Linked DNA regions of Homo sapiens: regions 1 and 3 are each linked to region 2. Evidence: chromatin contacts called from ENCODE Hi-C or POLR2A ChIA-PET data. All regions are on one chromosome and are shown on one strand. Each heading gives the region's core, a stretch centred on a gene start or an enhancer-like site at or near the end of the contact. The rest is flanking DNA. Distances are from core to core; before and after follow the strand shown. Region 1 has its middle 71 kb from the start of ACSL3. Region 2 overlaps EPHA4 (EPH receptor A4). Region 3 overlaps ACSL3 (acyl-CoA synthetase long chain family member 3).

Region 1 (3,258 bases), core at 118-2,617, 1.3 Mb after region 2:
CGTCACATTCTTTCCCCACAGGATCACATCCCAGTTATTTAGCCTCAGGCTTCATAGTGTGGCACTCCCTCATGTTCCTTGACTAGATTACTTTGTTCCATTTATTCACATGGGGACCTCAGTAAACAGAGGCGAACTCTGCTTGGGTGACCAAGAATTCCAATTCCTGAGCCTCTAGGAAGCTGCTGGAAGAGAGCCAGAACAGTTGTTTCAAGGCGCTACCAATCGCAGCTGCATCTTCTAAACTCTCCTAAGAAGCAAGAGCTTTGAGTAGCTGGGATTTTTTTTTTCTTTTCTTTTCTTTGTTTTTTTTTTTTTTTTTTTTTTGAGACAGGGTCTCACTCTATTACCCAGGCTGGAGTGCAATGGCACAATCACAGCTCACTGCAGCTTTGATCACCTGGGCTCAAGAGATCCTCCCATATCACCCTCAGCCTCCCAAGTAGCTGGGACCACGGGCAAGAACCACATGCCTGGCTAATTCGTAAAAAAACAAAATGTGTAGAGACAGGATCTCCTTATGTTTCCCAGGCAACATGGTGAGATCTCGAACCCCTGGGCTCAACGGGCTCAAGTGATCCTCCAGCCTTGGCCTCCCAAAGAGTTGGGATTACAGGCGTGAGCCACCATGTTCAGTGGAGTAGCTGTTTTCCATAATAATTATTCATATTTATAGAATGCTGACAAGGTATCTGGGACTTGCAAGCATTATTTTATGTAATCGTCGCAATAATTTTATTGGTATGGTATTATTTTCCCTATGTTACAGATGAAGATTAGGCTTCAAAAGTTTAAGTAACCCGTCAAAGGCCGCATCACTGGAGCATTTTAAAGCAGGGATGCAATTGCAAAAGCACCAGTCAGAGCTCAGAATCCTGTTCCAGTTGGGATATACACATGGACTTCACAAATGAATGTAAGGAAGATACTCTTGTGAAGTATGAATTCATCTCCTAGAAACTTTATTTCCCGTGGGCTTCTCACCCACTGAAACAAGACATTTCAGGACTTTAGGTAAAAGGCAAATATTCAGTAGAGCAACTCAGTTACTTCTCAGATTTGACTCAAATTAAAAAAACTGCATCAAATGCAACAACACCATAGGCTTGACTGTCAGACTCGAGAGAGGGTGTAGGAGTGAGAGCAAGGATTACTAACTTAGTTATTAAAGTTATGTATCAAGAACTAAGCCTGGACAATGGAGTTTCTTTCTTAAAAATAAAAAAGAAGTCCTTTCACTTTTAAAACTTTTAAAAACCAATATGTCATTGTTTTCCACTTTTTATGGCTAGGAGGATATGATGAAGGGAAAGTGAAACCCACATCTGGCAAGTAGAAGAAGAGAGCAAAAGGGAAAGCAGAGAAGTTCAAACAAAGATTTCTACCTGCTTCTGCCTGAGGGCCACTGTGTGTGCATGCGTGTGTGTGTGTGTGTGTGTGTGTGTGTGTGTGTGTATGTGTGTGATGAGTGACAGGAGAAAGAGAGAGAGAAGGACTCAGCTAGATCTGGGGGAACCAGAGCATCTCAGGCCCCCAGGAGAACTGAAGCTGCAGGTCTGTAAGTTGGGACTGTGTAACTCGGCATGAGATGATGGTGGGCAGGTGCCGTGAGAAGCCAGGGGCTAGGTAAGCCTGAAGCAGTGGTCCTTTTCCCCAAAACCTGGCACACACAGGAATGAGACCTCCTCGTATGCTTGGAAGGGAGGTCGTGGCCGTTCTGAGTGTGCAGTGGACCAGCAGGGGCCTGGGTCAGCAGATGGGGATCCCAAGACCAGGGATACCAGCACCACAGGTGCCAGCTAGAGGAACCAGCGGATCTTCCTCAAAGCCATGGGATCAGGAACATCTCAGCTCTCAAGCAGACCAGGAAGGAGACCAGTCCCTCTGTGGAGATCAGTGTGGATCCAGCAGACAAGCATGGGTCATCATTCAACCCACGGTCCTGTAAACCAGCGGTCCCCCAGCTTTTAGGCAACAGGGACTGGTTTCATGGAAAACAATTTTTCCACAGACGGTGGCAGGGGAATGGCTTCAGGATGAAACTTGCTCCAGTTCATCAGGCATTAGACTCTCATAAGGAGCACACAACCTAGATCCCTGATGTGCACAGTTCACAATAGTGTTGGCCTCCTATGAGAATCTAGTGCTGGCACCGATCTGACAGGAGCAGAGCTCAGAAGGTAATGCTCACTTGCCCATCGTTCACCTTCTGCTGTGCAGCCCAGTTCCTAACAGGCCATGGACCAGTCTTGTCCAAGGCCCAGGGGTTGGGGACCCCTGGTATAAACCACATACACCCCAGTAACCCCAGAGGCCATGTTGGAGAGGAGCAGGCAGAAGGAGAAGAGGAAGAGACCTTGAGGGACCCAGCATTTGTCTACAGGAACTGTTTAAATAATAGAATTGGAATAAACTGGTCTGAGTCTTAGCTGTTTCCCCTGCTGTGGCCCAAGCTGTGTCCTCTGAAAAATTCATATGCCAAGCTACCTCAGAAGGTGACTATATTTAGGCCAGGTGCGGTGGCTCCTGCCTGTAATCCCAGCACTTTGGGAGGCCGAGGAGGAAGGATCACCTGAGGTCAGGAGTTTGAGACTAGCCTGGTCAACATGGTGAAACCCCGTCTCTACTAAAAATACAGAAATTAGCCTGGTGTGGTGGTGCAAGTCTGTAATCGCAACTACTCGGGAGGCTGAGGTAGGAGAATCACTTGAACTCAGGAGGCGGAGGCTGCAGTGAGCCGAGATCGTGCCATTGCACTCCAGCCTAGGACACAGAGAAAGGCTCCATCCCAAAAAAAAAAAAAAAAAAAAAAAAAGAATGTGACTATATTTAGAGATAGGGCCTTTAAAGACGTGATTAAGTGAAAATGAGATCTTTAGGGTGGGCTTTTATCCAATCTGACTGGTGTCCTTATGAGAAGAGGAAATTCAGCCACAGAAAGAAATAGCAGGGATGTGTGGATGCAGAGGAGAGATCGTGTGGGGACATAGCGAGAAGGCAGCCACGTGCAAGTCAAGGTGAGAGGCCTCAGGAGAAACCAGACCTGTTGATACATTGACCTTGGGCTTCTAGCATCCAGAACTATGAGAAAATAAAAATCTGTTGTTTAAGACTCCCAGTGTGCGGTACTTCGCTGTGGCAGCCCCAGTGAATAAATACACTCCATCTCCACCTCCAGCTTCCCCCACCTAAGTGTCCCCAGTAGGGTGGGGTCTTGAGGAAAATCAAACCATTTAATAGGAATATAAGGAAGCTATA
Region 2 (3,032 bases), core at 508-3,007:
ATCCGTTCCCTGCTATGTAGAAGTGGAGGAAGTGAATGGCTGAAATACAATGACTGAGAAGAGGCCAGGCTCTGTGAAAAGGGGACCTGGATTCCATTCCTAACATTTAACAATTTAAGGTTTCTAGGGGTCAGTTTCCTCTAAGAGTACCAGACTAAATAATTTAAAATATCTCTTTTTAATCCTCAAAAATTCCAAGTCTATACGGTTCCCATGATCTGATAGATTCAATGATTTTTTTTTTTTTTTTTTTTGAGACGCAGTCTTGCTCTGTCCTGTAGGCTGGAGTGCAGAGGCACGATCTCGGCTCACTGCAACCTCCGCCTCTCAGGTTCAAGTGATTCTCTTGCCTCTGCCTCCCAAGTAGCTGGGATTAGAGGCGTCCGCCGCGACCCCTGGTTAATATTTGTATTTTTAGTAGAAATGGGGTTTTACCATGTTGGTCAGGCTGGTCTTGAACTCCTGACCTCAGGTGATCGGCCCGCCTCGGCCCAAAGTGCTGGGATCACAGGGGTGAGCCACCATGCCCGACCTAGATTCAGTGATTCTCAAATAACCTAGGATGCTCTGATAAACCCCAAAGTCACTTACAATTCAGTTCAAATGCCATTGAGCACATTAGTCCAGCACGTTTATCTTTCCTTCCAGGACTGGTGCAGACTCATTTATGGAGCTCAGGAACTGAGCTCCAACACTTTCTCAGCCCTAGGACTGTGAGCAAGGTCCTTTTTTTTCCCCAAATAAATCCACCCCTCCAAACTGTTTATTGAAATTTCTCTTACCTGTCTTAGCAGAGATTCCCAAGCACTCCTGTGCTCTTTTTGTCACTTATTAAAAATCAGATCAGAAAAAAGAGGGAAACAAATGTCTTTGCTCTATGGTGTGAAGGTTCATTCATCCACATGTATTGCTGAGCGCTCCTACGTGTGCCTGACATAGGGAAGGGATGACTGGCACGGCCTGTGTTTCCACAGAGCACATATTCTACTGGCAGGGATAGAACTGTACAGGAGAATAAACCTGGTAATATGAGAGACTGAGGATGGGGCTGGGAAGGTGGTTCATAGGGGATCTCAATTAATAAAGGGCCAGCAATTGTGAACATTACATGGGAAAGCATGCCAGGAAGAAGAGAAAGTTGCAGAAGGCCTACAGTAGGCATGTATTAGACAGACAGAAGATTACTGATGCTAGGAAATGTTGCAAGAGGCATGCCAAGATTGAGATCAGAGTGGTCATCCTGAGCCCACAGGCCCTTAACTCAGTGAGGAGTTTAGTTTTTATTCTCAGTCTGGCAATATGATTTGATACAAATTGTCAAAAGATTCATTTGGCTGCTGGTAGAACGTGGATGACAGGAAGTATGATTAGAAGCAGGGGACCTGTAAGGAGGCCCTTGAGATCCAGCAGAGAGGGCATGGCCACCTGGACCAGGGTGGAGGAGGGCGAGCCGGGAGTCGAGAGTTCCAAGTAAGTGACATAAAGGACTAACTCTGCTCTTCCTCACAGTTGCAGGGCATTTTTTTTTTTTAAGTGGACTTAAGATTCCAAACAAGTGACATACAAAGCAAATTTTGATTTTCCCCTTGGCTGTATCCTTCCAAATGAGTCATGTCTGCATCTACTTAAGCAGACTGGGACACCACTTCCCAGCTCAAGAATGCCACCCGCATGTGCTATCACAACAGCTTTGATGAGGCTTGGCCACCAGGCCCTGGGTCCTGACCACTTGCAAGTGGGCCACACCTTGATAGCAGCTGCATGACAGCACCCACTAACTTGAGGAAGCCAGCCGAGGGGCCAGCTTCCTGAGCGTGATTCAAACCGGAACTAAGGGTGCAGCTGACAAGAGTTTGTCAACAGCCATTGAAGTAAGTGAGTTATGAGGTTTCAGGTTGACATTAGGTAGCTGCTGGTGTGGGCAGCGCAGTGTTGTTTTACAACTGAGGTCTTTACTTTCCTGTTTCCTCCCAGAACAGAATTTCATCTAATTGGGAGGCAGAAAATAGGTAGCTGGTTTTCAGGAAAACTGAGAAATTGAGTGGATTTATTCAGATCTGAAACTGTTCATGCTTCCCCCTCCCCACTCCATGGCTTCTGTGGTTAAGAGCTCAGTCCTTATCCTCCAATGCAAAATGGTCCTCACCTCCAGCTTGTAAGAAACAAGAATCCTCTCCTGATGCCTGTAGTCTAGGTTAGGAAATCTCTCTTCCCTAGACCCCGCTCTTTACCCGCTCCTGCTGCACAACTGTAATCCAGTCATGAACTGTGTGTTTTGAGGTTTCATGTCTATCACCCTTTGCAGAACACACTCTCAGATCCATAGCAGCTGCAAATACGCCCATCCTGTTTACTATTACATCTCTAACATTTGGTAACCTGTAACCTGTAACGATGGCTACTCACCACAAATATGTAGACTAAGTATACGAATGAATGAATGAATGATGACACAGTTGCCTTTAGCATCTAAATGTCTAGACACAGAAAGCAACTCAGACCACTCCTTGCTGTGAACCAAGCTGTACGAAGATCATTTCAGATTTACTTTTCTTTTTCTGTTCCTATGTTTTCTGTTTCTATGTTTCTTGCCATTGTGACTTACATTTCCCTTCAAACAGCCTTGCAACATTATGGGCTTGGCTGAAGCTTGCCAAAAAGGAAACAGCACAATCCTAACACGGGTAAGCAAGCAGGTCTGCTGATAATACTTAAAAGGTGGGAGGAGCAGGGGAGGCAGAATTGTAATGCTCTCTTGCTTGGGAGCACTTGTCTCCCAGAGGAAGGGTTAGATCACTCAACAAAATATGAAACCAGAGAGCAGAGTAGTTTTGAAAAGTTAAAATATTTAGATATGAATAATTTTCAGAGGAAAGATAGCAGTAAAGGTTGGAGGGGTGGGGCTGGTGCAAGAAGAAATAAATCTTATCAAAGGCAGCCTTGGGAGCTCAGGCAGATAGGATAAGAGATAAGTCCCTTTGCAGAGTTAGTCACACCCTCCCACATACAATTCACTTGGCAAAGGTTCCTTT
Region 3 (3,285 bases), core at 605-3,104, 1.4 Mb after region 2:
AGGAAACCGTCAACTCTTGAAGGAGAGTCCAAATAACTGCAACTATGGAATGAAAAACTCAGAGCTCCTCTTTTACTGGAGGGCCAGAGGGATGTTGCTTAACCTCCTCTATATATGGCCCATTAATTTTGCCACTTAAACAAATTTCATACATCATTTTCCTCAAAACATGAAGGAGATGCCAAGCAAGTTGATGTCAGTAATTCCTAGAAACTAAAAACATTTTAACTTGACAACAGAATATGTAAATTTCCTCACGTTTAAATAGAGTAGTTGTGTATCTTGTTTTATCTGAAACCATCCTGATTTATACTTGTTGCTGTGACATTAATAGTGCCCCCTTACAGTCTCAAAAGTGCCCTAGTTTGGATAGTTATGTGGTCACCTTATTTTTAAGACATATTCCCTATTTCTTTTGCAGACTTAGAAAAAACTGAATTTTTTTCTATTTAAGATCTCGCTGAAGTTAATAGCACATTTCTAGAAATTGAAATCATGAGTTAAGCATGTTTGATTTTTCTTTTCCAGCCTATGGATTGTAATTTCCAAAACATTTTATCATAATGAAGTTTGCTTTTGTCATATTTACATATCTGGCACTGCCTTTTTTTTTTTTTTTTTTTTTGAGATGGAGTTTCACTCTTGTTGCCCAGGCTGGAGTGCAATGGTGCCGTCTCAGCTCACCGCAACGTCCGCCTTCTGGGTTCAAGTGATTGTCCTGGCTCAGCCTCCCGAGTAGTTGGGATTACAGGCATGCGCCACCACGTCCGGCTAATTTTGTGTTTTTAGTAGAGACAAGGTTTCTCCATGTTGGTCAGGCTGGTCTCGAACTCCCAGCCTCAGGTGATCCGCCCACCTCGGCCTCCCAAAGTGCTGGGATTACAGGCATGAGCCACAGCGCCCAACCAGCACAGCTTTTTATGGCACTCTGTTCTTGAGTCTGTTTTTGAGAAATCGGGTAGTTATGAGAAGGTACTGAAAACAGTACATTTTTATGTGCAAAAGTTTTCTACTTTTCTATCTGCTTATAGATTCATTTTTTTGTCTTTGATATGCTATTTGAATTCAAAGGTTGGATTCTCTTTTAGTCTAAGCATATATACAGAAGTCTTATGTTTCAGGAAGCTTCGTTTTTCTCCGGTATCCCACACATATTTTATTCATTTTAATGTGGCTAGTATTGTCTTTCAGTCGTCATTCGGTATGTACAGCAGCAAACTAGTTCTCAATTGTGTAAAAAGAAGAAAAGCTTATGTGGTGAATATGAAATTTCTTCCTAATTCGTGTATCAGTATAACTGGACAAAATAAAATCCTAGAGCTATGATAGTTGTTTCCTAAATGTGCGTGTGTAAGTGTATGTGGCTCTTTCCTGCTTATCTTAACCATAGTGCCTTTGTATTCAATGATTATTCAACAAAGTATGAAGTATTTGAACTCATAAAAGTTAGGTGAGACAGACTGTTTTTTAGCAACTTTTTCTGTCTATAGTTCATTACTGTGAAGTTTTATTTAGTTAGTAAAAGGAGGTTTTGAATTTCTATATGTCAGAAGATCTGCCTACTAGCATTTGCTATGAAATTGGCATTTGTGGTTCATCAAACTTTGTTCAGAAGGCTGTGTCTAGACTGTGTCTTGGGAACATGTTATAGTTTTCTTTAGGTTCATTGGGAAAGTAGAATTAATTTTTAGATTTTGCATATAATAAATGAAACAAGTAGTTTCTCTTGGCCATACTCAAGAAGAAAGTGTGCAGTGTCGCTGGTTAGCTGAGGCTTTAGTTTCTGTTCATTCTGTGTTGCAGCTGTGGCAGTGATCTGCAGACTGCAGAGTGGGTATCTCAGCTGCATGTTAAACATGCTAGGCCTTTTTCGTTTTCCCCTCTCTTGGTTTCTTGTTACACCCATTGCATTGCATCAGTAGCAGCATCTGCCTAGGGTGTTGAAAAGGGGAACTTTCACAACTGGTGGGTTAAGCTGTGTACTTTCTGCTATTAGTGCCTGCTAGCTGATCAAGCTCAGTGAAGTGTGTCTTCATTAAATAGTTTCCATATTTGAAGATAATCTTCAACTGGAAAAGAAAACGAATGTTGTAGCAATATTTAAAATATTTTTTGAGTAAGACTTTTGGGGATTAACCCCAGAATGTTGTATCTGATATGGTTGAAGGAAAGATGCACAAGCCTTATTTCAAATTAATGAACTTTGAAGCTTTGTTTCCATCTTATCCCAACAGTCTATTTTGAGGTCCTGAGGGGAGGATGAGTGGATGAAAAAAGGCAGTGGCGATGACCCTGCTCTCGTTGTGTCCAAGGTAGAGTAGCCACCAGCTTCACTACGACCAGATTCTTCCTTGGGGGACAGAAAAACAAAAGGCACTTGGTTGCTTGGCAGGCCTTTTCAGGGTCCTTTTAAGTTTCATATGGTTTTATAAAACTGTAGCAGAGTTAAGAGCTGGAACCTGTGTCAGCATCACCTGATTCCAGTGTTCCCAGCAGTAAATGCATTGCACTAACGTCGTCTTGAAATGAACAGTGAAATGATTTCAGGACAACCTTAAAATACATGTATACCTGAAATAGAACAAAGCTGCAAAGACTAAAAATAGAAACAGAAAAGAGTACAAGCTGGCTCATATACTTTGTGAGCCATCAGAAACACTTGATTTTTTCTTAGATATTTTATAAAAATAAGAAGAGAATGAGGGATTATGTAATATGGTGCTTAGAGAAGACTTCACTATGACATTCCTTCTAAATTGATCCAAAAAGATAATAGAAACACTCATTTATGTCCTTGTAAGTTGACTTAGCTTTCTTTTCCTCTTTCTTAATGCCGTCTTTTGTGTTATTTCTTAGTCACATTTTTTTACCCTGTTTGTGTATGTGTATAAAACTTATTTTCTGATTTATTAGGACATTTGCATCATGCTATATGTAACAAATTATGGTCAGTCTCTTGGCTGGGATTTGTGGGTTGGTTATTATATTACTCTTCTCTTAGTTTCCCCTTCCAAACTGTCCCTCTCCTTTCATCCTATTTATTAAAGGCACTGCTGCATACCAAATTGTTGAAGCCAAAAAATCAGGGGTGTCTGATTTACATCCCTTACAGCCTCCCCCCGCCTTTTTTTTAGCAGGCCTCCTTGCTTCCACACTTGCCCCCAACTGTAATTCACTCACACACAGCATAAAAATGATTTTTCACAATTGTTAATCAGGCCACCTTACTCACCTGCTTAATAAGACCCGGACTTCTTTCTACAGTGCAGTTGAAGCATTGTGATT

Evidence for each region. A loop is a pair of places that touch in the nucleus more often than their neighbours do. ChIA-PET counts read pairs that join two places held with the same protein, here RNA polymerase II (POLR2A). Pooled maps may share reads with other maps.
Region 1: a loop to region 2 is called in a pooled map, with 6 times the contacts of the local background. The contact joins two enhancer-like sites. A Hi-C loop is called at or near these places in 2 of 50 pooled maps. POLR2A ChIA-PET finds 5 or more read pairs at or near these places in 2 of 52 experiments (CD4-positive, alpha-beta T cell and activated CD4-positive, alpha-beta T cell).
Region 3: a loop to region 2 is called in a map with no recorded cell type, with 16 times the contacts of the local background. The contact joins two enhancer-like sites. A Hi-C loop is called at or near these places in 2 of 37 single-sample maps with no recorded cell type and 3 of 50 pooled maps.

The regions. Positions count from the first base shown.
Region 1 is chr2:222,788,249-222,791,506 of GRCh38, forward strand. No RefSeq gene overlaps it. Among named protein-coding and RNA genes, the nearest start is that of ACSL3, 71 kb to the right of the region's middle. Within about 2 kb of position 1,368, at least 7 of the 41 ENCODE cell types and tissues checked have a DNase peak (open chromatin) inside an H3K27ac peak, as active enhancers do; they include CD4-positive, alpha-beta T cell, where a contact is called at or near this core.
Region 2 is chr2:221,516,119-221,519,150 of GRCh38, forward strand. All of the region lies in intron 3 of EPHA4 (EPH receptor A4), which reads right to left. Among named protein-coding and RNA genes, the nearest start is that of EPHA4, 55 kb to the right of the region's middle. RefSeq lists enhancers at 1,048-2,247, 1,221-1,722, 1,571-1,865, 1,723-2,222. Within about 2 kb of position 1,758, at least 22 of the 41 ENCODE cell types and tissues checked have a DNase peak (open chromatin) inside an H3K27ac peak, as active enhancers do; they include CD4-positive, alpha-beta T cell, where a contact is called at or near this core.
Region 3 is chr2:222,910,442-222,913,726 of GRCh38, forward strand. All of the region lies in intron 4 of ACSL3 (acyl-CoA synthetase long chain family member 3), which reads left to right. Among named protein-coding and RNA genes, the nearest start is that of ACSL3-AS1, 7.5 kb to the right of the region's middle. Within about 2 kb of position 1,855, at least 6 of the 41 ENCODE cell types and tissues checked have a DNase peak (open chromatin) inside an H3K27ac peak, as active enhancers do.